2 separate regions of the Mus musculus genome follow, and region 2 is linked to region 1. Evidence: chromatin loops called from intact Hi-C (ENCODE). Cell type or tissue: left cerebral cortex. All regions are shown on one strand. Each heading gives the region's core, and the rest is flanking DNA. Links, peaks and the distances in the headings are about the cores only. Region 1 overlaps Bend6 (BEN domain containing 6). Region 2 overlaps Prim2 (DNA primase, p58 subunit).

Region 1 (8,646 bases), core at 2,882-5,381:
TCCTGTTTTCTATGCCATTGACCTGTGTGTCTGTTTTTTTGTGCCAGCACCGTGCTGTGCTGTTTTTCTTCTGCCTCTGTACTGTAATCTGGGGTCAGGGGTGGTGACACCACCAGCCGCACTCCTGGATTCCAGGACTGTCTGTCTTTCATGTTTCCATGTGAAGGTTGGTTTGTTGTTCCATTTGGTGAACCACGGAGTTGCATTGAATCTTTAGATTGCTTTTCAGAAAATGTCCATTTCCCAATGTAGATTCTTCTAACCCTGAGCCTGGGACGTCTTCCCAACTTTGTCTTTCTTAATCCTTTTCTTTCGTATATTAAACTTTAACTTGGAAAGGTCTTTTGTTTCCTTGGTTGTTTATTCCAACGCACGACTTTGGTTTGGTATGGTTTTTCTATTTGTTTATTTATTTATTTATGGTTTGTTTTTTGTTTTTGGTTTGTTTGTTTTTTTTTTTTTTCGAGACATGGTTTCTTTGTGTAGCCCTGGCTGTCCTAGAAACTCACTCTGTAGACCAGGCTGGCCTTGAACCCAGAAATCCACCTGCCTCTGCCTCCCAAGTGTTGGAATTAAAGGCGTGCACCACCACCACATGGTGGCTTTTTTTTTGCTATTAGTTTTGTGCTATTAAGAATAAGATTTCCCAGCTGGGCGTGGTGGCACACGCCTTTAATCCCAGCATTCGGGAGGCAGAGGCAGGCAGATTTCTGAGTTTGAGGCTAGCCTGGTCTACAGCCAGGGCTACACATACAGAGAAACCCTGTCTTGAAAAACCAAAAAAAAAAAAAAAAATAATAATAATAAAATAAAATTTCCCTCCTATTTATTGGAATGTTTGTCCTTGGGGTGGTCATTATATAGTAATTGTGTACCTGTGACTTTTCTGAACATATTAGCCACAGTTGTCTGGAGGAAGTCTTTAGGATCTCTTATGAATAGCATCATGTCCTCTGCAAGAAAGGCTACTTTGGTGTCTTCTTTTCCTCTTTACAATCCTTTTATTTCCTTCTCTTTTCCTTTTGCTGTAGCTAAAACTTCAAACAATATTAAAAGGGAGTGAAGAGAGCGGACACTCATTTCTAATTTTCGTGGAAATGTTTTCTGCCATTTAGCAGACTGTTGGCTACCGGCTTGTTGTGATGGCATTTACTCTGTTGAACTATATTCCATCTGTGACTTGTCTCCATAGGGACTTCATCACAAAGGGATGCTGGGTTTTATTCCACTTCTGTTGAGATGATCAGGTGCTTTCTGTCCTGAGTCCAGTTATATATTAATTTAAGGTTATTGATATACATACATGGAACCATCCCTTACAGTTCTGGGATGTTGTAGACATCATGATGGAAGGTCGTGATGTATTCTTCAATTCAGTTGCAAGTATTTTTGTTGACAGTTTTTGTCCTCTGTCCATTAGAAAGATTGTTTTATAATTTTCTTTTTTGTGGTTTCTATATCTGGTTTAGCTGGCTTCACCAAGAGAGTCTGGAAGTACTCTTTCTTTTGCCCCATGTCAAAATCTGTTCTACTAGCCCATGGAAGAACTTCTCCCTAACTTGTTCTCAGTTTACGTTTTCATTAGATTGTAGGTTGGTATCAACATATCCCAGTTTCTATCAGTGTGAAAGATATCACGAAAGAAGAAATACGTAAATATAAACTTTCCTTACGGGCTTGCACAGAAGGTGAGTATTTGCATTTGGTGGCTCACACTGAAAAGCCAGCACTTAGGAGGCTGGGCGTTAGAACACTGGACAGGTAAGACCAGAGAAGAACTTCCTTGTGCTGTATTATTAATATTGCAAAAATGGCTGTCTACCAACAGTAACCCACAGAGACAATGCAGTCCTCATCAAAATTCAAACAAGGAACCAAACAGACTCATCAATAATGGGGGAAGTAAAACGAACAGATGTGCCATTAAACACATGGAAAATGTTAAATCTCACCAGCCATCAGAGAAATGCAAATTAAAGCTGCAAAGAAAATTCATCTCAACTCAGTTTGAATGTCAGCCATTAAGAAACCAAAAAATCGGGCTGGTGAGATGGCTCAGTGGGTAAGAGCACCCGAATGCTCTTCCGAAAGTCCGAAGTTCAAATCCCAGCAACCACATGGTGGCTCACAACCACCCGTAATGAGATCTGATGCCCTCTTCTGGAGTGTCTGAAGACAGCTACAGTGTACTTACATATAATAAATAAATAAATCTAAAAAAAAAAAAGAAATCAAAAAATCAATGAGCCTGGAAACGTGTTCAATCCCTTGAACCCAGCAACTGTGGCATGTGTGCCCCTGAACACACACACACACACACACACACACACACGTAAAAAACACACATAACATTAGAAATTATTTTTATGTGAGCAAACATTCAATTTGAACCCCAGCTAACCAAAATGCTATCCAGTTTGGTTTTTTTTTCTTTTTGTATGTTTATGTTTTATTTTATTTCAGAATTTAGAAAATACATTTCACGGTGTCACCCAGGTTCGCCTTGAACATGAAACCCTCTGCCTTCATCTTTGAAGTGCTAGGCTTGCAGGTGTGTACCCTATGCCCAACTATAATGTTATCTTGAAAACTTCACTCATCACATTAGTAAATATAGCTTTCAAAACGATGCTGGACTCCAGTGTTTTATTATAAACTTTGTGAATAAAAATTTTTGAGTAGTGCATTTGCTAATACATTTATAGTAATTTGATAAGAAGCAAAATATTACCGGGTGCTCAATATTCTATATATTTCATGAAGACTCATATGCTCAATCTGACTCTGGTTTTATTACGTATAATTAAATGCTTATGAAAACAAACCAATTGAAGCAAATACTCTGAAGATTAAATAAGACCTAATGTGCATCACCAGCTATACATAACCAAGGTTAAATGTTGTCATTACAACCCTACTGATAGACTCAACTAGTTTGGGACAAGGGGAACCTCTTATCATAAGATTGCAGAGTTTTCAGAAAGAAAAACACCTTTTAAAGCAAAACTCGGGTCTAAGCAACTCTTATTGGTCTCTTGGGAATATGTTTACCCTCCATCCTGATGTTGTCAACTATTATTAATACATTTTCCTAGAAGTGCATAATTTCAGTTCTGTGTGATGATGTTTACATACACCTAGAATTTTTAAAACCTGTAGATTCTTCATGGCTACTTGACAAGAAGGGCAGATGGAAAGTGTTCTTACACTGTTTGAAGTTTTTAAAGCCAACTAGCCGCACCTGACCACATGAGCAGCTTGAGGGCGGTAACAAAGCTGAATGGGTTCTTTTGTTTCTTAAAGTATGACCTGCTACTGTGTATCAATCCCCTGCCTTGCAATAGATTTTTTTTTCCTTTTAAGATTTATTTATTTATTTATTTATTTAGGGCTGGGGAGATGGCTCTGAGGTTAGGAGCACTGACTGCTCTTCTAGAGGTCCTGAGTTCAATTCCCAGCAACCACATGGTGGCTCACAACCATCTGTAATGGGATCTGATGCCCTCTTCTGGTGTGCCTAAAGACAGCTACAGTGTACTTACATATATAAAATAAATAAAATCTTTAAAACAAAAAAGACTTATTTATTTTATGTATGTGAGTATACCATAGCCGTCGTAAGACACATCTGTGAGGACTTCAGATCCCAGGCTGTGAGCCGCCATGTGGTTGCTGGGAATTGAACTCAGGACCTCTGGAAGAGCAGTCAGTGCTCTTAACCACTGAGCCACGTCTCCAGCACCAAGCTGGATTTTTTTGAGTCAAGTAAACATGTGCGGGAAGTTGGCCAGTAAGAAAGACAACAACATGGCCCCTTCCACATGGCACCTTCCGTGAAAGGCGCTCACCTGAGCCGGCAGCAGGCTGAGGCCCCCTGTGTTTTGTTTTTGTTTTTAAGAAGCGAGAACCGCATGCAGAACAGCGGCACCTACATGGGCGTTTCTGCCATCGCCGTTCCGGAAAGCCTGGGCTGACTAATTGAGAAAATGCAGAAGATCTTGCAGACAGATGACATCACCGACAACCAAGTTCTTAGAAAAAGAAAGAGGAAACGGACAGAGACAGCAAACTCAGAAAATGCGAATAGTGCTCTGGAGAAAGCACAGGTCGGTGTTCTGTTGATTTAATCTTCTCATCTACCTCAGCTGCCTCTGCAATTCTCAGCCTTGTTCCTCGTTGTTTCTTGGCACTTTCCCCCATCTTCTGTAATTTGTCCTTTTTAACTCTTTATCCAACCAAGGGAATATAGTTTCTGTTCTCTTTTTAAGGTTAAGTTAGAAACACAGACAGTAGACAGTTTTCCTACTTCATTTCAGCCAGCACCAGATATAACATTGTTCAAAGTTTGTTTTCTGATCTAAACAAAAGATCATCAAACTGTCTGAAAATGGTTTTCCTCCCAAAATATTTTATGGAAATTGGTGCGTTTCTTCAGTAAGACTTACTCTTTGCTCTTCTGTTTAGAACTCAGCTCACAGCTGTTCCTCACTACCCCATTGCCCTCCTTTCCTTTGAACAACTTACCGACATGTTCATCCTGTATTTTTATTTGAATGTCTTTATACAGTCCCACATTTTATACATGTTTTATACATTTTTACGTGTTTTATAATGCATGTAGCATGCTGTATTCACATGTCCTTAAACAGTACCATCTCCCTCATATCCCCACCTCTGACCCACTTTATAAAACACTGTAAAAGACTACATATATATCATTTAGTAGCACATGAAAATCATAATAGAAATCTTAATTTGTTCCTGATTTTTTCAAAAAGCATTGCACTCTCCAAAATTATCCACAAGACTTGATATTATGAGGTGCATATAAATTGTTAAACATGTTCTCTAGAGAAACAAATCAACATTGCCATCAGCTTATAGAGGAATCCACTTTTGGTTATTTTTCGGGCTAGAACAACTAAAATTCATTAATGTAATATAACTATACCCCACAGGTTATATCTGTATGAAATACATAGGAGGATGACTTGTGGTTTCGAAATTGCTTGTTTGTTTCTATTCATTTGACTAGACATTATAAGATGGCATGGATTAAACGCATTAGTGATTAACTCCAACTCACCAGTAATTTCCCTTCGAGACATTAGCCAAGAGAGTCCAATGTGAACTCTCTACTTCATGCTCCTTGGGTCTCCTGACTGTATGTTTGTATGAGAGTCTGTGTCAGCCTGAAGGTGATCTTGTGAATCTGTCCCTGTGTCTGTCCTTCTGTGTCTGTCTGTTATATCTTTGGGTGTCTGTCTTTTCTGCATGTGACTAACGGTGTTTATGTATGTCTGGTGTGTAGCTGTGAGTGGACTCTGCCCCTGACAAAGGGCTTGCTCTGTATTTATTGACCAGCACAGAAAGCATCACACAAGAAGACATGGGATACTTTACAGAAATCTTTAACAGAGTTTTATAAGGGATTAAGTCACTGGCTCCAATTGATCCCAACTGACCCAGACAAAAAACAGTTCTGCAAATGTCATTGTTTATCAACCAGTATCCATAAATAGGTGCTTTTGACTTTTCTGGTAGCTTTTAACCTCTGTATCGGCTGCCTTTAGCAAGTGATAGACATGCATCACCTTGGGTCAGAGGCATGGCAGAGCACACCATTTAAGATAATAGCTACTCATTAGCTTAGGTGGTAAAGGCATATTACATGGGAAATCCAAGACAAGTGAGGTCGACTAGTTTTTGTTGTTGTTTTTGTTTTTGTTTTTCAAGACAGGGTTTCTCTGTATAGCCCTGTCTGTCCTGGAACTCACTCTGTAGACCAGGGTGGCCTCGAACTCAGAAATCTGCCTGCCTCTGCCTTTCGAGTGCTGGGATTAAAGGCATGCGCCACCACCGGAGGCACGGCTTTTGTTTGGTTGGTTGGGTGGTTTGTTTATTTTAAACTGAGCAGACAGTAGGCTAGCAATCTTAAGTGAGTCCAAATGTATTATTAACTCTGGCTGTGAGGTCCAGCAAAAGTTCCAGTCTTGGAGCATGGCAAGGATATTTCCCAACATTTCATTGACACATAAGATGACTTTCTGAAGGTCCCCACAGTCAGCATGCTCACAAGCAGCACGCAGGCCTTTTTGCATGTATACTTTCTTATTAATAGTGAGTATTAATATCCATATTTCTGGCTTTCGTTGAATGTCTTATTGCAGCTTGCTAGTGTGGGCTTGAAGTTGCTCAGGGATAAACAAAGCTCGTGTTCCCGAGTCCAGTGGTGCTTTCTCTGTCCATTTGCTGTCCTTAAAATCTTCATAGCCGGGGCTGGAGAGATGGCTCAGTGGTTAAGAGCACTGACTGCTCTTCCAGAGGTCCTGAGTTCAATTCCTAGTAACCACACGGTAGCTCACAACCATCTGCAATAGCACCTGATGCCCTCTTCTGTTGTGTCTGAAGAGAGTGACAGTGTGCTCATATACATAAAATAAATAAATCTTTAAAAAAAAACTTAATAGCTTTCCAAACTACATAATTCTGCTGGTTTCTATTGCAAATTCAGTCCAGCCAGAAATTTTATTTGCCAAAGATCCTGGGCCTGAGAGTCCTCTTCTTTTATTATCAAATCTGTGTTCAGCTTCTTTTCTCTCCATTTTATAGCAGTTACCTAAAGGCCTTCAAATACTTGAAGGTTCCCCTTGACTCCCAGCATCTCATTGGATGGGACCATTTTGAGAGATCACACAGGGAGCTCTTGAGAAAACCAAGGTGACAGAAACCTGCTGACCTAGGGAAGTAATTGTGGAATGTTTCTCAAATCTTGAAGATTAACATTACGGAGCTCGGTTGATTTAAATCGCACCCTGCACTCAGTGCTTTCCTATGTCTTCTTGCAAACTGCTATTACTGACAAAGCTAGAACTCACCAAAATTCTCTGTCCAGCATCCTTGGTGTGTGGTCTGCCTGCATAACCATTCTAGGTGACAATCTTACCAAATGTCTCACTACAAGTGAACACAAGTCAGAGGCTTTCCCCCATGCCACCCTGTGCCTTTTGAGCCCATACCTGGCCTCTGAGAGGTATCCCTGCTTCTGTGCACCACATGTTAGACTTTTGTGATGGTTATTGCAAAGACACAAATAGTGCACAGTAGCTCATGTAAGGTAGAAAGCTGTCTCCTGCTCACGTGCTGCTGTCTGCAGTTCCATGGAAGCTGCAGTGACGAGGGAGGGCTCGCTCACATAGTTGACCCACCTTCCTCAGCTCACAGCTTTGTGTCTGTGTCTAACACCTGCTAATATTATGGAGCAGCAGTGGTCCATGCCCACCCTGCTTAGCTTTGCCAGATTCCTTGGGCTTTGACCAAATGGTAACTGATGGTGGTTTTGACCTTCTCTGTGCTCACTAGTGAGGTTGAATATCTGTGTCTACTGATGAGCCATGTATGTTCTCCATTCTGTAAAATGCCCCCTTTATATCATTTATTCATTTTTCCATTGAGTAACTGTTTTGATTAACAACACTGCAGATATTTCCCATTGGCTTTTATGGTCTTTTTTTTTTCTTATTTACTGTGCCTTATGAATAAAAATCTTCATTTTAGTTTGTTTGTTTTACTGTGAGCAGTGATTTTATAACTAGGAAATGCCCACTAAAGTTGAGAAAATGTACATTTATATTCCTTGTACAATTTTTGCATTTTGCTTTTGATGTATAAATTCTTAATGTATCTACAGAGGTTTACATGCAAGTGTGTGTGGAGGTGTATGCGTGTGAGTATGCGTATGTATGTATACACATATGGAAACATCTACATGTGGGTCTATGTGTGTATAAATCTCTGTGTTTGAGAGCAGTGGTCCATGCATATGCGTTTTAACGAGATAGGGATCCATTTTTTTTACCTGTTTTTCTGAGTCCCAGTGGGACAGCATCCCAGCAGCCTTGGTTGAGTGGATCCCTGTCCCTGTTGAGCTGCCAGACCTCTTTGTCCCACATCACAGATCTTCAGACATCTAGTTTTTAACCTCTATTTCTTGGCAATATTGACTGTCTTTTGGTCAGCACCAAACTGAATTATTCTGAATTTTTAATAACACCTTGAATTTATAAGGAAGTCTCAATTCCTGATAATTCCCTAAGGATTCACTGGCTATTCCTGGCTCTTATGCATACAACTTTATAGTCAATTTCAAATTTGTATTAAAATTGCATTGACTTAATATAGTTTAATTTGAGGATACCTGATATTTTTTACTTATGGCTTTTTATCTCTGAACTTTTCCTTTCATGCTGAGGTTATCGTTCAGTGAAGGTTTGTTGTTTTCTTCATAAAGACTTTGCACACTTTTTTACTATTCATTAATGAGATCTAGTCTCAAAACAAGATACAAGCATAAAGATACAAGACTTCGGCTCTAAGATTGTAAAAAAGTCACCATGTTCTATGAACATGCACTTCTTGGACACTGACCTTGTAGGCTGGAGATGCCACCAAGGGTCCTCTGCATGCCCAGCAAATGCCCTACCTTCCAGCTCCATTCCTTGCTTCTATTTACTGAAGAATTAAAAGGAACATCTTATGGAAATCCAAAATGCATACAGAAGAACACAGATATTGAAAGTGTGGTTTCATGTATTACCATCTAATGAATATATCATTAGAAAATTACGTCACCTACAGCATACTAAG
Region 2 (8,646 bases), core at 3,661-6,160, 220 kb after region 1:
GAGCAGACAGTAGGGATTTCCCAGCAGAAGCAGTGAAGGGCTTTTCCAAACTGTGATAATGGTCTCTACAAAGGCTTGCGGCTGTGAAAGAGAGCTATGCTTCCGGTGTGAGTAGTTGAGGGAGAGTGGAGACGTGTGGACATTTGAAGGCATATTATAATGCGCAGGACCGAGGTGTGAGAAGGATGCAGCCACTGAACTGGAGGCCTCTTATCCTTTGTGTGTGAGAGAAGAAATGAAGGAGCTAGCTATGAACTGAGACAAATACAAGCCCTCTTAGAGTTTATGTTCCAGAATATTCTTGCTGGAGTAATCAGGAGATGGGAAAACACTGTTCATTTTTCTTAGAGCAGCAAGATAAGAGCTGTCAACGCAGGAGAAAGCACTTATTACTGTCCAATGTAGTGAAGGCAAGAGGGGGGGAAGGGCACAGGAGGCTTAGCAGTGTCACATGTTTCCTAGTGGTTGAAACCCTTGGCTTCGTCGTGTCAGATGGAACCGCAAGGACCCCTAAACAGTGGTGGTGCTAGTGAAGGGCTTGAGAGATGCCAAGTAGGTGTCATGAAGAGTGGTTGGAGGTCAGGACTGAGGGAGCCGGTACGGCAAGAAGGCATGGGAAGTGGAGATGCATGTGGAACATGGTCGTGTTCTTAGGTGGCAGTGCAGAAGATTCATTTCTGGTGTTGAAGCATCATTCCTTGAAGGGATTTCTGTGAGGAAGGCTTGCACCTGGCATTAGGAACCTTTGAATATTCGTGACTTCTATTCAGGATGGCTCCTTCTGATGACCCGGTGCCTCTCACTGCTGGGTAGTCATCAGGAAAGGAAGGCTCTCTCTCTCTCTCTCTCTCTCTCTCTGCCTCCTCCTCCTCCTCCTCTTCCTCCTCCTTTTTATCTTATGATGTACTCAGTCAAGGTAGCTCCAGACTGCAAACCTTGTCTTCACACTGACAGGCAGGCTTTTTCACTTCTCAGCATTTGGTGGCTTGGTACATCAGGAAAGATCATCCACCATTTGTCCTTTCCCTTCCCTTCCCTTCCCTTCCCTTCCGTTCCCTTCCCTTCCCTTCCCTTCCCTTGTTGAGCATCTCTGGGATTAGAATATCATGCATTTTCTGCACATTGGTGCAGTTTATCAGTTTCCAAGCACAGTTCACGTGATGTACCTGCGGAAACAAAGTTGTTAATACTGTCAGATGTTCTAAGAAAAAATAATTAGAGAATTGCTTTCTGTAGGTTTTTATCTTTGATTTATTTATCTTTTGTCTTGGATTTAAACTTTTCTTCCTTTTAATCTTTTCCCCCTAGTGCTTAAAGCAATTGAGAACCTCGGTGTGAGCTATGTGAAAGGAACCGAACAATACCAGAGTAAATTGGAGGCCGAGATTCGAAAGCTCAAGTTTTCCTACAGAGTAAGTAACGGGAAGTCGGCGGCGGGAGAGCGCTCCCTTCAGTCTGTGTGCGTTTATATTGCTGAGTTATGGGGAGAGGCTTTTATAAAGATAAACATTCTGCTGAGCTGATTGACATGTAGTTAGATGATTGACATGTAGTTAGATGATTGACATGTAGTTAGATGATTGTAGTACAGCAGTTTCCCACCCTCAGGCCTGCTCTCCGCCTGGCCTGTTAATTCCTCATTGCAGGACTCCTGTATATTGTGCAGGTTCTTGGAGAGACCTTGCCTTCTGCGCATGGACTGACTACAGAGATCCCCTATGTATTTGTGTCACACAGGGTGAAGCAAACTGTTTTTTTCTGCGTACTTCAGGAGTGTGTGCAGTGGCTACCTGGCTTGGGTGGGGGTAGTTTAGAAGACTGACCAGGAGGAGGTCCTGAATTTCTGCAACTGCTATTTATTTATTGATTGATTGATCAGTTGATTGATTGGTTGTTTTAGAGGGGTTTGTTCTGCAGTGCAAGTGTTCCTAGCACTTGTGATATAGCCCAGGCTGGCCCTGCTCTGTTCCTTAGTCCCTGGAGGGCTGAAGTAGCTGGTACATGGTACCACCTCTGGCTTGGAACTACATCGTGACAGATACCATGACATTTTTATTTTGGGAGGATAACTGCCAGCAACAGGTTGATTGGGTCATGGTGGACAGGAGCGAACAGGAACCTGGAATGATGCGAGTCTGAATTTCTGAGTGACGGGGACGGTCGGGGGGGGATATTAATGATGTAGACTGAAAGGATTTTATTGGCTTATCCCAAGGCGAAACCAGAGAGAATAGTGGCAGTGTCCCTATCTCTGCTGAGGACAGTGTATGAGTTCATTAAGTACCGACAGAATTGGAGGGAGGAGAGGTTTTACTTGTGGCTTTAGCAGTCAAGGCCTGGCAGACTTTGTAAAGGTGGGAGCGTGCAGTTGGGGTTCCTCACCTATGGGGCAGACAGCAGGCAAAGGACACAGCCACAACCAGAAGTAGGTGTAACAGAGGTCTGCCCCTGATGACCTGCTGTAGACGGTGAGGTCCCGTGTCTCCGTAGTGATATTTTAGGGTGTGGCACACAATAAGAGAAGCTAGTCCTAGGACTAAGAAGCTGAGTTTTGTTCCAGACGTGGCTGGGACACATGTGTGACAGGATCTTGTGGACGTCTGTATGTGCAAATCTGGGCTTGGAAGGCGTGTTTACTGGGAGAGGAGCTTCCAAGCTTAGCATCCACAAGGCTTAAGTCCTGGGAAATACTGGAGACGAAATGGGGGACGGCAGGGGAGACTCCAGTGTCTGAGGTGGGTGGATGGGAGGTGTCTGGGGAGGAGATAAGAAGGAGCTCTGTGAGGATAGGAAGATGATCTGGGACGCCACAGAAGCCAAAGAGCAAGAGTGGCCGTATTAATACTGACAGCAAAACAGCACCAGATATTTGTAGTCTGCTTATTCTGTGGTAAATCTGGCTGTAAGAACACTACTTACGGACTCTAATGGAATTTGTCTTATGAGCCAGGTACCAATAACTGTCTTATTTTATGAATGAGGGCTCTGTTTGCTTATACTTCATGCTCATAATATGGTAAGTGGTAGAGCCAAGATTTTAGCCGGGGCATTTTATTTTGTGATGGTATTTCTAATCCTAACAGTTTCAGAAACTCAAGGTAGATGACATAGATGAATTGTACAGGGTGTAGTGGATTTAGCATCTGGATGACCTTTGCAGACAGGGCAGAAACCAGAATAGTGGGAGTGGTTGGGGGAGAGAGTGGCGAGGTAGCTATGAATACTCTTGTAAGATGTCTACACAACATTGCAGGGGAGAGGCAGGACAGCATACATATAGACTCACTGTTATCCGTGACACACATCCTTGTTTTTTATTTGTGTGAGTGATGGATGTACGTGTGCAGGTGTGCTCACCCTTGTTGGATTGTCCAGTAGCCAGAGATTGACACTAGGATGCCTTCCACAGTCATTTTCCCTCCAAGGCCACCAGAGGCAGCAGCCAATGAGTTGGAGGTTTTAGTTATTGGACAGTGAAGGAGGGATGCTCTGTCCATGGAGATGGGAGGGGAGGCAACATGCCGTGTTGATGCACCGTCTCAATGCTGTTGGGGAAGGCACTACAACAGAGGCCTCAGGGCAGCTGGTGAAGACTGAAGCTGCTCTCTAAAAAGTGAGGAGGGAGATGTTCACCTATCAATCCCAGCTCTGCTGCTGATAGGTTTAATGCTGTTGTTTGAATCTGGAATGGCTCCCAGTGGCTTGACAGTTAAAAAGATGGTCCCCAGCTTGGTGTATTTGAAGGGAGATGGAAATCTCTAAGAGGTCAGGATAAGGCCCAGTGGGAGGATTTTGGTCACTGGGGCATCCTTTGAAGGGCACAGGACACCCTGGTCTCCCTACACCCTTGGCTACTTCCTGCTGCTCCTATGCAGTGAGTGGTCCTGCCTCAGCATGTGGCAGAATAAGTGACAGTACTAAAATCCTCAAATAGGAGAGGTAAGTTATTGGACCTTTATCCTTTTAAATAACTTACCTCTCCTATTTTGTAAGAGTAACCAAAAGCTGACTGTAACAATTATGTATATGTATGCAATTATATATTTACATGCTTATGTATGTATTCTTGTATATTATGTAAGCATATATATATAATATATAATATATATATGTATACACACACACATACATACTACATTCTAAAGTCCTATCTCTAAGTGCTGAGAACAAAGTCAGTTTTTGGTTACTTGTGTGAATGTGTGTGTGTGTGTATGTATTTAAATAAATAAATAAATAAATAAATAAATATATTATATAAAATTATATATACATACATACATATATGTGTATGTATGTATGTATATATGTGTATGGTTTTTTGTCTATACTTAGAACAGTTGAAAGAAGCTGAGGGTTGATTTGTAGAACTGGTTGAGAGGGTGAGCATCCTGGGTATAGGGAAGTTAAGAGCAGTGACTGATGGAAGGCAGTTGCCGCCCCTGCTCAGGAGCTTTCACTGAGGTAGTATAGTTCTTAGTTTCACCTGGTTGAGTTGATAACCCAGTAATGATCCTGGAGAGTGAATTAAGAAATGTGCTGAGTCAGCGTCTCTTTCCGCCTCTTGTCATTCCAATATGTCCGTTTCTTCACGCGGCCTTAGGAGAACCTGGAGGATGAGTATGAGCCACGGCGAAGGGACCACATCTCCCACTTTATCCTACGCCTCGCGTACTGCCAGTCGTGAGTATACACCTGCGTCCTGACGCTCTGCTCGGATCTTGCGGGTCATAAACTTGTGCTTATGAAGTTGGCCTGTCTCTGAAACGTTCAGAAAAACTCAGAGTAACATCAGCGGAACCAGAGTGCCATGGGCTGAATATGATTGTGCGTTCTTTGAAATAAGTTTTTACTGGAAAATACTGAAAATAATTGGTGATACCTAATGAGAGAGAGAGGCTCTGCATTTGGGATTTAAGTATATAAGGGATTTCATTAGGAAGGCTACTTTTGATACTCTTTCAAGAAAGAGTGGTAATATTACTAATAAGCATTCATTCAATCATGCACTTGAATTTGGTAAAAGTTTTCTAATTAGAGATATAAGAGCTTATCACATTTTAGCTATTTTCAGTCAGTAGCTGGTTAATTGTGACTCAATGCTGCCACCCAGAGGTACAAGGAGTTAATTGCTTTTTTACAATTTAACTTTTTTCCCCTTACTAAATTTTGGTCAGAGATATGGTTGTTTCTTTTTATTAGTGGCTTATGAGTTGAGTGTCTTGAGTTGTCTCCTCTCAAGAACATAAATGATAGCATTTTTGGTACAAAGCTTGAGACCTTGAGACTTAGAGTTTTGGCTTTATAAGAAAACCATATGCAGTTCATATAACTGCCACAGTCACTGAATTATTGGTAGTCTGTAAAAGTCATCTCACAGAAATGAAACTATATTTTATATTCAGTAGTTATAGTGTGAATGCCACTCTAATGGGTTATAATGTTATTTTGGCTTTAAAATATTGAAGTTTGCTATAAAGCTTACAGTGTGAGTTGACAAAGTATAAATGTGTTTATCTGTTCAGAGGTAAAATTACTTTTAAGACTTTGGTGTTTTTAACTTGACGTGGACAAAGCCACCTCAGAAGGAGTGCCTCACTTCCCAATGTGAGTGATTCTTTGAACGTTTACATGCAACGAGCTGTTTTATGTCATCCAATGATTTCGCAGTTTTCCTCAAAATGCTCTGCCTTTTCTCCTTTTTTATAACACTGTTGGGCCTCCCACCCAGTGGCTTACAGTGCTCACATCCTGTATCAGATGGGCCGGGTGCACAGTAGTGACTGTGCAGAGAGCGTGCCTGCTCTTCACTGCCCCCTTGGCACCTGACTTGCTTTGAGTGTCGTCTCAGAAGATCTCCTGAGTCTTGTAAGCACCCCGTTACGGGCTGGAGAGTTGGCTCAGCAGTTAAGAGCACTGACTGCCCTTCCAGAGGACCTGAGTTCAAATCCCAGCAACCACATGGCAGCTCAGAACCATCTGTAATGGGATCTGTTGCCCTCTTTTGGTCTACTTATATATAATAATACATAAATCTTTAAAAAAAAAATCACCTGATTACTCATTATGTTCCTATTTCTGTTTGCATTTCAGGGAAGATCTTAGACGATGGTTTATTCAACAAGAAATGGATCTGCTTCGGTTTCGATTCAGTATTTTACCAAAGGATAAAGTCCAGAGTTTCTTGAAGGATAGTCATTTGCATTTTGAGGCTGTAAGTCTCTCTCTATGTGTGTGCGTGTGCGCGTGTGTGTATGTGTTTCCCACTGTCCCCTCCTTTTGTCTTCATTTTTGTGAGACTGGGTCTTCCTGTATATCCCCGGCTCAGACTTAGGGCAGTCTCTGTGGCTCTGTGTCCTGAGCACTGGTATTACAGGCGTGCCACTGTGCCTGGCTTGTAAAGTACCATGTCCTTTTAAGTGCTGATATTGTTAGTGGAGTGCAGGCTCTATGTCTTTTTATTAGGTACCCAGTTCAACGACTAGCTGATAGCAAGTGATACTGGAAAGCACGTGAAGTCTGGAGAAGGCCGTATGTCACTCTGAAACTCAGCTGTTCCTTAAATCTGCTTGGATAGATTTAAGAAGTAGTTTTTACAGGTGAATCAGAGCAAACTACATTTTGCAGTGAAACAGAAATGCTTGGGAAATTTAGCTTGGAGAATTATTGTAGATAGAAGAAGAAAGCTGCTGTCAGAGAGAGATTGTTTCTGGCAGGTTCCAGCAGTCAGGTGGAAGTGGGACTGTTTAGGACTTTGGTGTCCATGTAAGGCCCATGTTCTGTCTGCAGGCACCTCCCTGGCAAGGCTTCGTCCAAGAGGACAGAGGTACTTGCGTTGTCTGAACTCATTTCTCCCGCTTCCTGTTACACTTTTTTTTTTTTAAAGATTTATTTATTTATTATATGTAAGAACACTGTAGCTGTCTTCAGACACTCCAGAAGAGGGAGTCAGATCTCATTACGGGTGGTTGTGAGCCACCATGTGGTTGCTGTGATTTGAACTCGGGACCTTTGGAAGAGCAGTCGGATGCTCTTACCCACTGAGCCATCTCTCCAGCTCCTACACTTCTGATCAGCTTCGGTTGTATGAGGAGAGTCAGCTAGCAGTGTCTCCTAGGGGGGTGCTTTTCTTCTCAGCGTGTGCCTACATAATACCCCCATGTGGGGCTGCCTGGGAAGTCTCGCACACAGGATCACTGGACCCAAACCCAGAGCTTGAGTGTGGTGCCATGGGGGCTAGAGCGCTGGATTCCTGCAACTGGAGTTGCAGGCAGTTGGGCGCTGTCTGACTTGGGTGCTAGGAATCCAACCCAGGTCCTGTGGAAGAGCAGTTTGTGTCCTTAACTGCCGAGTCATCTCTAGCTTTAATTTATCTTCTTCTCAGAAATAGCTTTTTAAAACTAAACTATTATTGAAATTATTGATGTCTATTAGAAAATTGAAAAAAGTTGTTCTGTTGCTTTTTTTTTTTTTTTTTCTTTTGGTTTTTCGAGACAGGGTTTCTCTGTGTAGCCCTGGCTGTCCTGGAACTCACTCTGTAGACCAGGCTGGCCTCGAACTCAGTAATCTACCTGCCTCTGCTTCCTAAGTGCTGCAATTAAAGGTGTGTGCCATCACGCCCAGCATGGAAATTTTATGACTGGTTGTCTGGCTATCTTCTGTTCTGGCATCATATTTATCGTTGTTTATTTTGGAAATTGTATTAGGTGTCTTACACATTTTCTCCTTCTTTTAAAAAATATTTATTTATTCAATATATGTAAGTACACAGTAGCTGTCTTCAGACACTCCAGAAGAGGGAGTTACAGATGGTTGTGAGCCATCATGTGGTTGCTGGGATTTTAACTCAGGACCTTCAGAAGAGCAGTCGGTGCTCTTAACCACTGAGCCATCTCTCCATCCTGTCTTACACATTTTCAACATACTTTAGCAGCATTTAGCTCCTTTGCCTCATTCCTTTATCAAACTCATTTGAATTAAATAGTCCTTTATGATGAGTGTTTCCCACAAATATCTGATGATCCTTGGTGTTTAAGTTTGAGATACCAAAATAAGGATTATGGTGACGTTATTCAATCCTTAAAACTGTTTGGTTGTTGGATGACCCTTGCCAAGGTTGCCATCCCAGACAGGAAGCCTCCACTCTCCTGCAGGTCTTTGCTTTCATGTAGACATTCTTTTATCAGAGTCCTGGGTACATTGTTCAGTTTCCATGTGGTGGCTTTATTTAATGCTTTATGACTTTGGACTTCATATGTCACACCTGCCCTGTCTGTATTTGATGCTCCTGTGACATTTCTGGTGCTCTCTAGGTTGAGTAGCTTGTTTGGTAGTACCTCCTCCAGGGATGCCACTTCCTCTTGGAGTCTTGTAGTACACTCTCCTCTCAGTTCCCAAAGCAGTTGGACCTTCTTCTCAGTGCTGTGCTTGCCCCTGGTTTATAGTCTTTCTATAGCTTATTGCTCTTTGCGTTTGGCTTTGGAGGGAGTGGAACTCAATATTTATATTCAGCATGGCATGGCTGCCAGAAGCGTCATGGGCTTGGTCACTACAGGTTCTCATGCAGGGGCTGTGGAGAAACATCTGGCATGCTTATTCGAGTGGTAAACAGCTCAGGCTTTGGTGATGTGCTGTTGGGAAATCTCTCTT

What was found. Hi-C counts contacts between places; a loop is a spot of excess contacts. Peaks named below come from ENCODE experiments on the same cell type or tissue, not always from the same donor. Only the 100,000 strongest peaks of a DNase experiment are listed, where the experiment ranks them.
Region 2: it touches region 1 in a loop (4-fold over the local background); 7 of 42 quality-filtered maps call a loop at or near these places.

The regions. Positions count from the first base shown.
Region 1 is chr1:33,878,901-33,887,546 of GRCm38, reverse strand. It overlaps Bend6 (BEN domain containing 6), which reads left to right. Exons shown (of 7, transcript NM_177235.3): 2 at 3,899-4,106. The coding sequence starts at 3,987. Among named protein-coding and RNA genes, the nearest start is that of Gm38471, 8.5 kb to the right of the region's middle. In left cerebral cortex, for the core only: a CTCF peak has its summit at 3,929; a DNase peak (open chromatin) is centred at 3,950; H3K4me3 peaks cover 617 bases; H3K27ac peaks cover 258 bases.
Region 2 is chr1:33,659,811-33,668,456 of GRCm38, reverse strand. Prim2 (DNA primase, p58 subunit) reads left to right here. Exons shown (of 14, transcript NM_008922.2): 3 at 1,309-1,412; 4 at 4,601-4,680; 5 at 6,091-6,211. Among named protein-coding and RNA genes, the nearest start is that of Prim2, 5.7 kb to the left of the region's middle. In left cerebral cortex, for the core only: a CTCF peak has its summit at 5,110; a DNase peak (open chromatin) is centred at 5,114.